Linked DNA regions of Homo sapiens: region 2 is linked to region 1. Evidence: chromatin contacts called from ENCODE Hi-C or POLR2A ChIA-PET data. All regions are on one chromosome and are shown on one strand. Each heading gives the region's core, a stretch centred on a gene start or an enhancer-like site at or near the end of the contact. The rest is flanking DNA. Distances are from core to core; before and after follow the strand shown.

Region 1 (6,914 bases), core at 2,044-4,543:
GCCTGAAATTTCCATTATTATTATCACTTAGGGGTTAGATAGCAATATTGAATAATTGAATTTCTTTAGGAAGTCATGGATACAGGTAATATCTAATTAGAAAATCACTGATGATATAAATATTTTACTTACGATTGGATCTTTAGCCTTATTAGTTTATTATTTAACCGACTGATCCCTTTGCCAACAAGTGTATGACACAACAAGTCTTTTTAAAAAAGTTATAATTTCAAGTTTTATTTTAGATTCAGGGGTACATGTGCAGATTTGTTACCTGGGTATATTGCATGATGCTGGGTTTTGGGGTATGACTGATCCTGTCACCCAGGTACTGAGCATAGTATCCAATAGTTTTTCAACCGTTGCCCCCCTCACTTCCTCCCTACTCTAGTCATCTTTTCGATTGTTGCCATCTTTATTTCCGTGAGTACCCAATGTTTATGTGGTATTTGGTTGCCTGTTCCTGGGTTAATTCGCTTAGGATTATGGCCTCCACCTGCATCCATGTTGCTGCAAAGGACGTGATTTTGTTCTTTTTATGGCTACACAGTATTCCATGGTGTATATGTGCCACATTTTCTTTATCCAACCCAACATTGATGGGCACCTGGGTTGAGTCCTTGTCTTTGCTACTGTGAATAGCACAATGCCTTTTTAGCAGAATGATTTATTTTCCTTTAGGTATATACCCAGTAATGGGATTGCTGGGTCAGATGGCAGCTCTAAGTTCTTTGAGAAACCTCCAAACTGCTTTCCACAGTGGCTGAACTAATTTACATTCCCACCAATAGTGTGTAAGTGTTATTTTTTCCTCTGCAGCCTCACCAGCGTCTGTTGTTTTTTAACTTTTTAATAGTAGCCGTTCTGACTTGTGTGAGATGGTATTTCATTTGGTTTTTATTTACATTTCTCTGATGATTAGTGATGGGGAGCATTTTTTCATAAAAAACAAATAGTTTAAAAGTAGAGAACCCCAGCAGTGAAGAAGGGGAGATCCAAGGGTAGATGGCAGCTTAAGAATTTCAGCTCAAAGATTGACTGGGCCACTAAGAAGGATTCCTTTGCCTCTGCCTACTTAGCTGGGGGTCCTGCTTCCTGAATAGCATTCAGTTTTCCAGGCGGCTGGATACAGGGCTGCAGCTAAAGAGTAACCTTGAGACCAACCCTATAATCTTAACTTCTCCCAGTAGTGCCTACCTTTGATCTAAGTGGTGTAAGAACCTCCTTTATGGTACTCCTTAAGGGACAAAAAGTTGCATTTAAGGGACAAAAAGTTACATTTGTCTCAAAGGAAAGCTGGACATGGATATGACTCAAGGGAGCTGATAACTCCACCCTGCCTTTCCTTGGAGTCATCTCTCAGTGACCTGTGCCTTTGACCTGGCCTGAAATTCCCATTGCTATTATCACTTAGGGGTTGGATAACAATATTGAAGAACTGAATTTCTTTAGGAAGTCATGGATACATGTAATATCTACTTAGGAAGTCACAGAAGTCATCTGATGCCTGCTGCCCAATGAGGTTTCCTAAAATGCTGATTTATGATGTCACAATTCTGCTCAAAGAAATGCAATGGTTGCCTGTTGTCCATCAACTCAAAACCCTGCTATTCCGCCCCATGCCATTAATTTCACTTATTTGCCTCATTTGGGATGGAGCTACAAGTAGGTGAAGAAGAGGACCTAAATGTCACATTTGACACATTTAAAACCTTCTCAAGAAAACATGACAAACATGTTGGGTAAATTTATATGATGAATTTGTTACAATGATTCATAATATATGTAACTCATTCATTACAATGGGGAAGCTTAGAATATTGGACTGGGATTTGGAAAACTTGCACTTGAATCCCAGTTCTGCTATGTTACACATGATGAATCCTTAAATAATTACTTTTTTCTGGTGTCTTAATTTCCTCCAATGTAAGTAGTCCACTGGACTATCATGATGATCAAATTAGATGATTGTAAGAGTCCTTTTGAATACAAAGCTTCAAATTCAAAGCACTTTGAAATATGAAATTTCATCAGTTAACAAAAATTAGACATTGCATTAATTTTTAAATGCTGTTCGGTTTTGTGTACTTAGTAGAATGAGAACTCTAACAAAAAGCATTCAGTCTTTCTAAGACACTCATGACTTCCAGCAATTCTGCTATCTCCTGAAAGCTATGGGAATTAGAAGACGGAAGATGCACCCTGTGTCTTCTGCCGCCAGAGGCAGCCCGAGGCTGAACCTGGGGTGTCTCTTGGAATACCACCCTGGACTGGCACCTCCTTTCTCTTGAAAGAGAAACCAGGAAGAACAATGCTCATGGTTACGTTTTCGGGGAGGAATGCTGAGGTGTCAGATTGGTGCGCTTATTGAAATATACAGGGACAAAGTAACACACTGTAGACTAGCGTGTGTGTCGCGGGGAATGTTTTGGGGGTCATGTTGGGGTGAGTGGTTACACCTGCTTCCATCCATTTTCTAGGGCAAATGGCTTCAGCTGCTGCCCGGCAACAGCATTTTCATAAAAGCCTTTGAGAGTAGCTTTGAAAATGTGTCAGCCAATAACCGTGCAGGACCCGGCCTAACCGCCGAGGGATCCCCCTCCCCCTCGCCGGAGCCGAGAATTGGGAAGGAGCAGATGGAGCTAGTTCTCCCCTCGGCGGGCTCTGGGGCGCATTGTTATGCACTCAAGACTCAGAACCTGAGACCCAGGCGGGCTCTTCACAGGCTTCGCCCTGGATCCCGAGCTCGGGAAGGAGTTCTGTGAGCCCCTCCAGTCTCCTGCAGGGTGTGAGGTGCCGGATCTTATCCAGGGCAGGCACTGTGTGAGGGTGCGCCCTCCTGTTAAATTTGCCGTGAGACCTCTCATATGTCATTAATCAAGCAGCTGAACCGAGCTGGCACTGCTGGAACACGGCATTCATTATAGTCCCCGAGGGATCCCTTTCTGCAGATCCCAGAACTTTTGGCTCCAGGAATAGAGATATCCATCCTGCCAGGAAGGCCCCAGGCCTGCAGCACATTGCAGGCCTCTCAGGGGATTTTGCCTGTATCCCTCCCCGGTAATCCCGTTGCAATCCCCAGGGCTCTGTGAATCCCCTCGGATTCTTAAGGTCCCTGCAGCAACGAAGCAGGCTTTGGGGAGCCACAGCACAGGGAGAAGAGCCTCCAACAGGGATCTGTGTGGAAGTTTCTAAGGACACAGCTATGTGGCACGTGTCTAGCCTGTTTTGTAAAATGTTTTTCACTTTCCCCGTGGCATGTGCCAATCCCTGGGGGCTAAGAGTTAGGAAAGGCCTTGGGCCTGCTTTCCTTGGCCCCCTGCCACTGAGGCCTGGGCCCAGGGAACTAATCTTTGCTCCTGGGAAGATGGGAAGAGCTGCCTGTCTGCAGAAACCACCTCCTCCTCTCTACACTCCATCCCCTTCCACATACACCATGAAGCTCCTTCTTTGATTTCTAAGTACCGAGCCAGGCGAGAAACACCCATTTAGCCATGGCCCCCTTTCAATGTGTTTAATCCCAAATGGAATAAATAAAATGAAGGAAGGCCTGCCTCTGTGGTGATGTGGAAACCCCTCTGGCCCAGGGATGGAGGCATGCAGGGTGATGAAAGTACAGCAGCTGGAGAGGCGGCTTTTAATAAGAAAAGATGAATCAAAATGCGCAAGTCATAACTCCCTCTACGCAGCCACCTATCTTCTGCCTTAACCTTTTCAGAATCATAAAAAACAGTCTAATTTCTTCCAAATAAATAGCTTTATGCCTCTCTGGGCTCTATTTTTCAGGCATACAATAAGTCTCTGGGCGCTTACACAGACGTGCTGAATATATGTAACTCCACATTCATTACGGAGACATGTGTGCACACAGTCACACACACATTGTTCTAATTCCCCTTGGTCTAATTTATGCAGTGAATTCTGTGCTTACGAAGTAAGAATTATTTCAAGGTTAAACAAAATGATGATAAGCACCTGACTCTAGCTGGGGCAACTCTGCCCTTTTCTTAGGACTGGTGGAGTTTAGGACACCAAAAAAGGAATATGCTCAATAGCAAATTCACTCTCATCGTGATAATATTGCTGACTTTTTTCACCCACAAAAAAGCAAACATCTTGGGGAAAGGGCTATGTGGCTTTAATCTTAGGGGGAAAATAAGCATCAGAGAGGGACTTAAGGTTGCTTCTAGGACTTTAAAGAATTATATTTGGCTTTCCAGAGAAAGGAGACTCTTCTTCTCCAAGGGAATTTCAAGTAGGAGGCAATAATAACAAATTATTTCATGTTTCTATGTGGCAGATATTATTGTAAGTGTACAAATATCAACTAATTTTTGACCCCTGTTTTACAGATGCAGAAACTGAGGCACGGCAGGGTTATTACTTGCCTAAAGTCACAGCACTTTAAAATAGTAGAGCTGGGATTTAAACCAAGGCAGTCTGGCTCTAGAGCCTGCCTGCTTAACTACTATGATGGACACAATAAAAGAAACCAACTGAATGAAACAAATCAAGCAATGACCAGATGATGCCAGCTCCTTACAGAAAGACCACCAACCGGTTTGTGGCTTTGGCTTCTTTCTTCTCCTTGATTTTACCTTTCTCTCCATTCTAGTGGCCAGCAGCCACTGAGCCAGAAGGTAGCAGGGGAAGGGAGAAACAGGGGAAACTCACATCTGTTCCCTTTCAATAATCATCATTCTAGAAAAAGTCAAGGGAGGACAGCAATCGCCTGTTTGTGTCATCCTGCCTGGTATTGCTAGTATTCCCTCTAAGTCCCTGAATTGGAAACATTAACACGCCAAAGCTTTTGGAAACCCTACCGGTTCTCATGGCCTTACTTTTCTCCTGCTTCAGTTTAAATCATTCTAGTAAGCACTCAATTGGCATTTGCAACGAAGAGTGGTGGCCCACTACAGTTACAATATTCTATCAATTGAAAGACGAATTATGTTTTTAATTCAGCTTTATTTTTTCAGGAGGATTGGCTGGGGTGAGGGATAGTCACCGACCTTACCACATTATAGATACACACTGATTATAAGACATCTCAGCTTTAGAAATGTGAAAATGTGAAAAAAAAAGTGTTTTAGAATTGAGAAAATACACTATTTTATTTCTGTCTTTCAATAAGGATTCAGCCTTGTTACGGTAGCATCTTGTAAGGGTTCTTCTTATGTGGTCTGCCCTCTCCGGGTATCAGAATTTTGATTACAGTTGTCAGCCGGAGTTCAGCCTGGTTCAGATATCTATTTTTAACAATAGCCGAAGGGGTTCTTTTATTCAAGACAAGAGAAAGATTACTTAAGAATAAGGGAACTGATTCATGGATGGGGTCTGAATTTCCTTCTTGTTAGCAAGGGGCTGTCTTCAGAGGGTGCCCCCTAAGGGGCGAAAATTGAGTGGAGATTCTTACTTGAGGTAGCAGGGTTGGAAAAGTCAGAGACATGAGCCAGGTCTGATATCAAGAAGAAGAGTCAAGTATTTCAAACTCTAGAAATAAATTCAAGTACCAAGATTGTGGTAGATTCAGCATTAAAATGGCCCCAGTTCTCTACCTCTGCCCATATCCATGCCTTTATAACATGACTGCAACTTTTCTCATCAAGATGTGGAGTTTCTCTGCCTCTTGAATCTGGGCTGGCTTTATGGCTTGGGTTGGCCAGTAAAAAGTGGCAGAGTGAGGTTGCAGTAGATCCAAACCTGGGCTTGAAAATGTCTTTGCACTTCTGCTGTTTCTCTTGGGACTCCTACTTCTGCCATAAAAATAGAAAACCTTGCTTAGCCAGACAGATGATAAGAAACATGTGGCCCAGCCACCCCTAGCACCCTAGCCAGCAGACAGCCCAATGTCAGGCACATGAGTGAGAGCATTCTAGACCAACCAGTCTCAGCTGATCCACCAACTCCCTTCAGGTTCATAAGCCAGCCCAGCAAAGATCAACCAAGCCTGCCCCAGATAAGCCAAATCAGCTAAATGACTCAGAGATTCATGATCAATAACAAATGGTGATTATTTGAAGCCACAAAGCTTTTGAGTGGTTACACAGCAATAGCTACAAGGCACAAAGACAGGATTGAAATCAGGGCACCAGATCCAAGGTTTAAAGTTAAACAGAGGCTTGGCACGGTGGCTCACGCCTATAATCCCAGCACTTTGAGAGGCTGGGGCAGGATAGATCACTTGAGGTCAGGAGTTTGAGAACAGCCTGGTGAAATCCCATCCCTACTAAAAATACAAAAATTAGCCAGGTGTGGTGGTGGGTGCCTGTAATCCCAGCTACTCGGGGGGCTGGGACATGAGAATCACTTGAACCCAAGAGGCAGAGGTTGCAGTGAGCCAAGATCATGACACTACATTCCAGCCTGGGTGACAGAGCCAGACATACAATAAGTCTCTGAGCAGTTATTGAGCCAGACTCCATCTCAAAAATAAAATAAAATGAAATAAAATAAAAAATAAAAAAGCTAGACAGAGACTAGGTTTGGAGCAATAGCAGTTCAGAAACAAAAGACAGGCTTGGAGGGCGATTGTTGAGAATGGCTTTGGGATGTCTAAAAGTTGAGTAATTGGTGAATTCCTAAATTGGATGGGTTCTTACAGAGGGATAGAGGCAGGGTAAGGAGAATGAGAACTAGAGAAGAAACCAAGATTGTTTCTTTTGTGGGAGTAGCCCTAGCAAATGTATCCTTAGTACAATGTCTGGCCTATAAAAGGTACAAAATAAATATGTTAATTAAATTAATAAATCCTCTCCCCAGCAGAAGGTTTAGATGTTCATTCATCCTTTAATCAAAATTCATATTGAGCACTATATATGGGTGCAGAGGCTTGTAAATGGCAGGTGTAGGTGCACGATTCTGTGGAAGTTTTGAAATTCCACATCTACCAGATACAGAATGTATATAACCCA
Region 2 (6,934 bases), core at 2,161-4,660, 62 kb before region 1:
AGTGAAATCCAGCAATTGTTTGGCACAGAGTTTGCTCAAATTTGCAACTACTTTAATGTCCCCAGACTTTAGCTTAAATTGTCTTTTTTCAAGGCTCAAGGACTTTCAAGATCCAAGTGTTTTCCAGTTACCTTTGCAAATGAAATAAGAGTTCACTGCATTCCTCTGACCCTCCTCCCTGGTGTTTAGATGGTGAAACTCAGAAAGCCTTCCTTCATGCATTCAGCTTAGAGAAAGAATAGAATGATATAACAAGGCAATATTTCTGAAAGCTGAGATCAACAGACTGTGATTAAAGTCAGCTTGCAGTTATATTGGCTGAGAATGTCATGCCAGCTGCTCGTAAACCCCACAAGATGATGGATGTCTTACTGTTATCCTTATTGCTCTCCAGAATTTATTAGCAGAAAGAAAAATGGGGAAAGGTTATAACTCTCAGAGGTCCAAAATTTTCTTTGCAACAGTGAATAGTGAAGGCTTGGGTGTCAGTTATAAATGAATCACTGGGCATTTGTGTGGCACAGGGAGGAGTGTCAGAACCTCAGCACTCTAATCAAGAGCGGCAGGAGCACCTGCACAGAGGGTCAAGTGAGGTGTTAAGAGGGGTCGTGTTGCAGGTGCATTCATCATTCTACCCTGAGAAATTTAGCTAGTTGCTGTTGAGAAAAAACTCTGTTAACAATAGGGAAACAAAATTCCACGGCCCTCATTCACTGTTGGGGAATTAATGGTTATAGGGAAGGGAAATCCTGCTTGGGTTCAGGAGTGAGGTGTGGGAGTTCTAGCATCATGGAACTGGTGAAGGACTATGTGACTGGGGATCTGGGAGCAGCTGCTTTGGGAGGCAGAAAGATAGATTTGGATCCCTCATCTTGGGTCTTGATGCTAATTTCCTTCCTTTCTCCTGCCCTCTCCTTTCTCCTACTGAGCTAAGAAGAAAAACTCTGGAACCTGCTGTTTTATTTTTTTCACTCAAGAAACTGATTAATGAAAGCTGCTGGGTTTAATAAATGGCTGTCTATTTCAGCTTAGAAAACACTGTTTTGGGGAGTGGAAAAATAATGGCAATCATTCACCTTGTGGAGAGCTGCATTAGTTTGCAAGTTGTTAAAGGAATAGACTTTGGTATTAAAGAAGCTTTGGTTAGGATACGTGTTCCTCCACCTGGGATACGACATTTAATAGCTGTGTGACCTTGAGTGGTTACTTCACATTGTATGAGCCTTAGTCCTCTCACCCAGGAAATGGCGATTAATGGTACATGCCTCTGAAGTTTGCTGTGGAAATTGAGGAAGAGACTTGTAATAGTAAATGTTGGATAAATGTGAACACTCTACATGACCTATTTATTTTCTACTTTCATATTTTCAAAAGGAAGATAGAGAATGTATTTGCTTATGGGTACATTGCTTTTGAGCTCTTGCTCATGGTTAAATTTCCTGCTGAGTATTTTCTGAACTCCAACTCATCATTATTGAATCTGGACAGTTAACATCACCCCTATTCATTTCTGTCTGGAGCACTCCCCTCTCTTTCTTGTCTTAGGAAGTTAAAAATGAATTGATGTGGCTAGAAAGATTCCAAAGGGGGAAAAATGAACTGATAATGTGGGGAAGTTTGCTTTAATTTCCTGAAGAGAAGCTTTGGAATAATACTCTGAATACTTATTATTTGTTGAACCTGGTCAATGTTAGGCATCCCATGCAGATTTTCTAAAGGTGCCATCTTTGTCTTAGGACTATGTAATCAAAATGAGCAAGGTAATCCTAGATGCACAAGTCAGCTTTGTGTTCATTGATGAGGTGCACTATTAGCCTAGATATTGTATTCGATTGCATGAGCACCTCATTCAAGCACTGTCCCACTTTAACCTCTTGCAGCCTGACTGACTACTCTCTGTATCTGGAAAATGGAAAAACCAGCCAGAGTTTAATCCAGAAAACAAACTACTCTAGTTATTTTAGATACAAGGGAGAATTATCTGGAGATTAGGTTCTTAGGAAATTGTTGGAAGGGTTAAAAGGAATGGGCTCTAGGCTGGCTAGAGCTAAGAATGGCCCCTGGAATATGATAGAACTGAATTACAAGGGAAATGACTACCCGAACCCCAATTAGGAACAGCAAAGAATGGAACCATTGACTTTAAGGACACAAAGGCATAGCTGTGATCGAGAGATCAGAAAAACAGCATCTGATCTGTTTGGGGGACCAAACCGTGTGGACAGTGGAATGTGGAGTCTGGTGATCTTCATAGCCCAACTACCCCTCAACACTCACAAAGGCAGAGACTAAATACTGATACACAAAAATCTTCCCTGCCAGCAGAAAACAGCAAACAGCAGAAAGACAGCTTTTGCCCACTTCCACGTTTTACATTTCTGATGAGTGCATCTAATTGACAGAACCTAAGTCATATCCAGTCTCCTAACTAGATTCCAGAAAATGTTGTGTTTATTTATTTATTTATTTTACTTCCAGCCTCTGCAGCATTGGAAAGCACCCTGGAAATGTAACCATGGGACCAGCTCAAACTGATTAACCATTGCTTTAGTTTTTACAGGTGACAAAGGACCAAAATTGCCTGGGTATGCACAATAGAAAGGGCTTTGACCTTCTAATTTAACACCACCAGCCTGGCAGACCAGCTGCATTGGCATCATCTGGAACTAGTTAGAAAGGCCATAAAAGCTGGAGCTACTCCCAGATTGGAGAGACAGTTATGAGTGTTGCCTCCTATCTCCTTGCCAGTTGACTGGAAATAAAGTGTTTTCTTTTCTCCAAAGCTGGTGCCATAGTATTGTTATCTATGTGCATTGGGCAGTGAGCCCATTGCTCGGTAACAATAGGTGAGAATGGATGTTGAGCCACAGTCAACCAATTCCTGCACACTGTCCTGCCTGAGACCCATTATTGTGTGTTCATCTGTCTCTAATTCAACCACATGAATTCAGCAGAACCAAACCAGTTCACTAAGGTAGAGAGAGAGAGAGATTTAAATATGGGAGCAATTTTGTTGAACATTCAACTCAAGGAATGAGCATCAGATCTGAAGTGAGTATGAGCCAGAAGACATGAACTTCTTATTTCCTCAGGTGATGTCAGTACTGAGGTACCTCTCACAATATGAGTCTATATACTCTGAATAAGTGAATAGAGTGATTAAAAAGCCGTATCTAGGGTCTCCACTCCTGAGGGGGGTAATGAGAGAGGAGAAAGGAAGAAACCAGACAGGCAGGCAGTTAGGGTGGGTCCTTGGTTGAATTATTTCAAAGAAAAGAACAGACTGCAGGCATAGATAAGGGAACTTGCACAGGGGGACTTGCCTAAGACATGCTCCCAGCCACACAAATAAGAAAGGCTACACAGGGGACTTGCCCAGACATGCCCGCAATGGAAAATTACATCCCCTGACACATGTACAGTAAGGGGAACAAAGCAATATGGAGTAGCTCAAGCTAGGGGCCTGCATATGCACTAGGAGGACAGGGTGGAGCTACCAGAAATTCACACCTTATGCAAATGAGATGTTCAGTCCTTCTCGGTTTCTTATAAAAGCCTTTGCATTCAACTCTGAAAATGGCAACCCTCTTTCTGGTCTTCTCTCTGCAGCAGAGAGCTTTCTTCCTTCACTTATTAAACTTTTGCTCCAACCTCAAAAAAAAAAAAGAAACAGCCATATCTTAGTCAAAATCTGGCCCCTAACAGAAGGCCAAATCCCTCTGTGTTTATAAGATAAAATGATAAACACAAAGAATACTCTAGGGAAGTAATTTTTTAAAAAACCTGTTTATAGATTTTTGCCTTCCTGGCTGAAAGTTGAGGCCCTTCCTCCTCACCCTCCCATGAGACCTAGCTTCATTGTATTTCACTGAGAATTCAGTGATAATCAATTCAAATGAGCAGTCATGTGAAAGGATGTTGTCAACTGTAAAGTCCTACATATGTCAGGTGTTATTATCACACATAGTGCTTTACATGTAATGGGTACTTTCAATGTTTTGCCAACTTTTCTTTGTTAATTTCCCCCTCTCTTCAGGCAATATAGACATATGTATTATATATATATATATTTTTTTTTTTCTGAACTATTTGGCAAGTTTTAGAAATCATGTCCCTTTGTCCTTAAATACGTCTGTATAAATTTTCTAAGAAGAATATTAACTCAGAATATTGACCATTGATATACTACTATTTAATCTACAGACCTTATTCACATTTTGCTAATTTTCTCTGTAAGTTTTTTTTATACCAGTGCTTTTCTTCCATCCAGGATTCAATCCAGAATTATGCATATCATTGGGTTTTCTGAACTTTCTTTGATTTTCAGGACCTTGACATTTTTGAAGAAATCAGGCCAATTCTTTATAAAAAAGAATTGACTCTATACAAGAGTCACTGAAACTGGGTTTTGTCTGATGTTTCCTCATCATTACATAATTAGAGTCAGGTTATGTGATTTTGGCAGGAATAGTAAATAAACAGTTAACATTTCTTGAGCTAAATAAGAAGCAACCCAAGGTGGATTCACTAAGCAGTAGTTTGAAGGTCACTGGACAGAGTCAGCCAGTGTGGAAGCCGAAAGACTAGACCAACTTCTGCCGTTAACCAGGTAATATTGAGTAACAATAATAAAAAGGATGGTGATGATCATCGTAATAATAATGACTTTATTTAGCAGCATGGAAAGTGCTCTTATATGCATTATCTTATGTAAATCTTTCAATTGTCTCATGAGGTAGAAATGATTCTTACTTTATGGATGATAAAATTGAGGCTCGGAGAGATCACATAGGTGGAAAGTGGCAGAGCCAGAGGCCAAATCCAGGTCTCAAAATCAGACTCTGAAGCTTTTCTTTCTAAACCAATATGCTGGAACAGAAGTCACAGCACCTTCTCGGGAATTCATCTCTAAAAGGAGAGGAGTGAATAAAACAAACATGTAAGGCAGCACTTCTCAGTATTTTGGACTTCGCAAAGCAATAAAAATAATTTTTAAAATTGGAAAACAGACACAGGACTTGTAATACTTTACATTGCCAAGTAAGGATATTAAAATACAAAAATAAAATTTTTATCTAGCATCAGTACTGTTTCATAAAAGAAAGGACATTTTAATATAAAAATATAGGAAAGTAATAATCTCAAAAAAAGAACATTCTTTGAAATTGGATGTATTAGTTTTGTAACATACTCGGTACCTTGTCATTAATTTTCCCACTTCACTGGGGCCTCGTTAAAGATCTGATCTGAGCAGCCCTGATCTGTGGCCTGGCATCGGGAGAACACTGTTTTATGGTGTCTTCCTGCTCTAGTGTCCAGCGGGTTTATTCTAAATGACAAAAGTACGTGAGCAGGGAGAGGAGCAGTGAACAATGATACCTTCCCAGGGTCTCTTTTCTTGCTTCTCTGCTTCTTAGCCCTCACTTTCAAGGGATAAGAAAGAGTTGGCAGGAGAGCAAATACAACATAATGATTTGGGTATAGTAGGAATGGAATAGCACCTGTTCGTGGCTGAGGGCCTAGGGTAGAAATTTCCAGAAAGCAGCTTCTGTCAGTTAAGTTAGGCACCCATTCTGACACAGTGGTTTTTTTTTTTGGTGACTATTTCTATTTGTTTGTTTGTTTGTTTGTTTATTTATTTATTTATTTATTTATTTATTTGAGACAGAGTCTGGCTCTGTTGCCCAAGCTGGAGTGCAGTGGTGTGATCTTGGCTCACTGCAACCTCCGCCTCCTGGGTTCAAGTGATTCTCCTGCCTCAGCCTCCCCAGTAGCTGGGACTACAGGTGCACGCCACCATGCCCATCTGATTTTTGTACTTTTAGTAAAGATGGGGTTTCACTGTGTTGGCCAGGCTGGTCTCAAACTCCTGACCTCAAGCGATCCACCTGCCTTGGCCTCCCAAACTGCTGAGACTGCAGGTGTGATCGACTGCACCCAGCCAGGTGATTTCTATTAATGCATTAAGTAACCAGGTCTTGAAGTGGTTCTAATAACTCCCATAATTTCAAAGTAGTAATAATTATAAACAATATTTTGCAATATTATCTGTATTGTGATGTTAAAATACTTGTGATTATTATAGGTAACAAAGTCACAGGTACTGTTACCACTACTGAAGTGTGAAGCCTACAGTCATAATTGAAGAAAAGGCACAATTTCAGTTAGAGGTCAGTGAAATCAAGATGTAATTTTTTTCCCATCTGAGTTCATAGATTCCCTGACTTCTTTTTGTTTTTTTTGAGATAGCGTCTCACTCTGTCGCCCACGCTGGAGTGCAGTGGGGTGATCTCCGCTCACTGCAACCTCCGACTCCCTGGTTCAAGTGATTCTCCTGCCTCAACCTCCTGAGTAGCTGGGATTACAGGCATGCGCCACCACACCCAGCTAATTTTTGTATTTTTAGTAGAGATGGGGTTTCACCATGTTGGCCAGGATGGTCTCGATCTCCTGGCCTTGTGATCTGCCCACCTCGGCCTCCCAAAATGCTGGGATTACAGGTGTGAGCCACCACGCCTGGCCGATTCCCTGACTTCTATCCATGGGTCCCTTGGAGGGGAATGGAGGATGGGGTGTAGGAGGAATCTGAGGACCCCAGATTAAAACCCCTATTTTACAAAATGTATTTTTATAAATTTAGAGGGTACAAGTGCAGCTTTGTTACATGGTATACTGCATAGTGGTAAAATCTGGCCTTTTAGTGTACCCATCCCCTGAATAGTTTACATTGTACAAAATGTGTAATTTTTTACTCCTCGCCCTCCTCCCAGCCTTCTCATCTTTTGGAGTCTCCATGTCTGTTATTCCACTCTGTGTGTCCACATGTACCCCTGTTTAAGTCTATATTCCCTGTCTATTTTTTAATCTTCCATTCGTGTCTTAATTTTATGATCCCTCAAATATCTAACTGTGTATAAGAGTAAGCAATCTTTGT

The links. A loop is a pair of places that touch in the nucleus more often than their neighbours do. ChIA-PET counts read pairs that join two places held with the same protein, here RNA polymerase II (POLR2A). Pooled maps may share reads with other maps.
Region 2: a loop to region 1 is called in a map of heart right ventricle, with 1.9 times the contacts of the local background. The contact joins two enhancer-like sites. A Hi-C loop is called at or near these places in 3 of 168 maps with a recorded cell type or tissue (OCI-LY7, heart left ventricle and heart right ventricle), 1 of 37 single-sample maps with no recorded cell type and 1 of 50 pooled maps. POLR2A ChIA-PET finds 5 or more read pairs at or near these places in 3 of 52 experiments (GM10248, OCI-LY7 and activated CD4-positive, alpha-beta T cell).

The regions. Positions count from the first base shown.
Region 1 is chr1:182,695,855-182,702,768 of GRCh38, reverse strand. It overlaps a transcript of RGS8 not described here. Among named protein-coding and RNA genes, the nearest start is that of LINC01688, 14 kb to the left of the region's middle. Within about 2 kb of position 3,293, at least 3 of the 41 ENCODE cell types and tissues checked have a DNase peak (open chromatin) inside an H3K27ac peak, as active enhancers do.
Region 2 is chr1:182,758,012-182,764,945 of GRCh38, reverse strand. No RefSeq gene overlaps it. Among named protein-coding and RNA genes, the nearest start is that of NPL, 28 kb to the left of the region's middle. RefSeq lists an enhancer at 3,047-4,246. Within about 2 kb of position 3,410, at least 2 of the 41 ENCODE cell types and tissues checked have a DNase peak (open chromatin) inside an H3K27ac peak, as active enhancers do.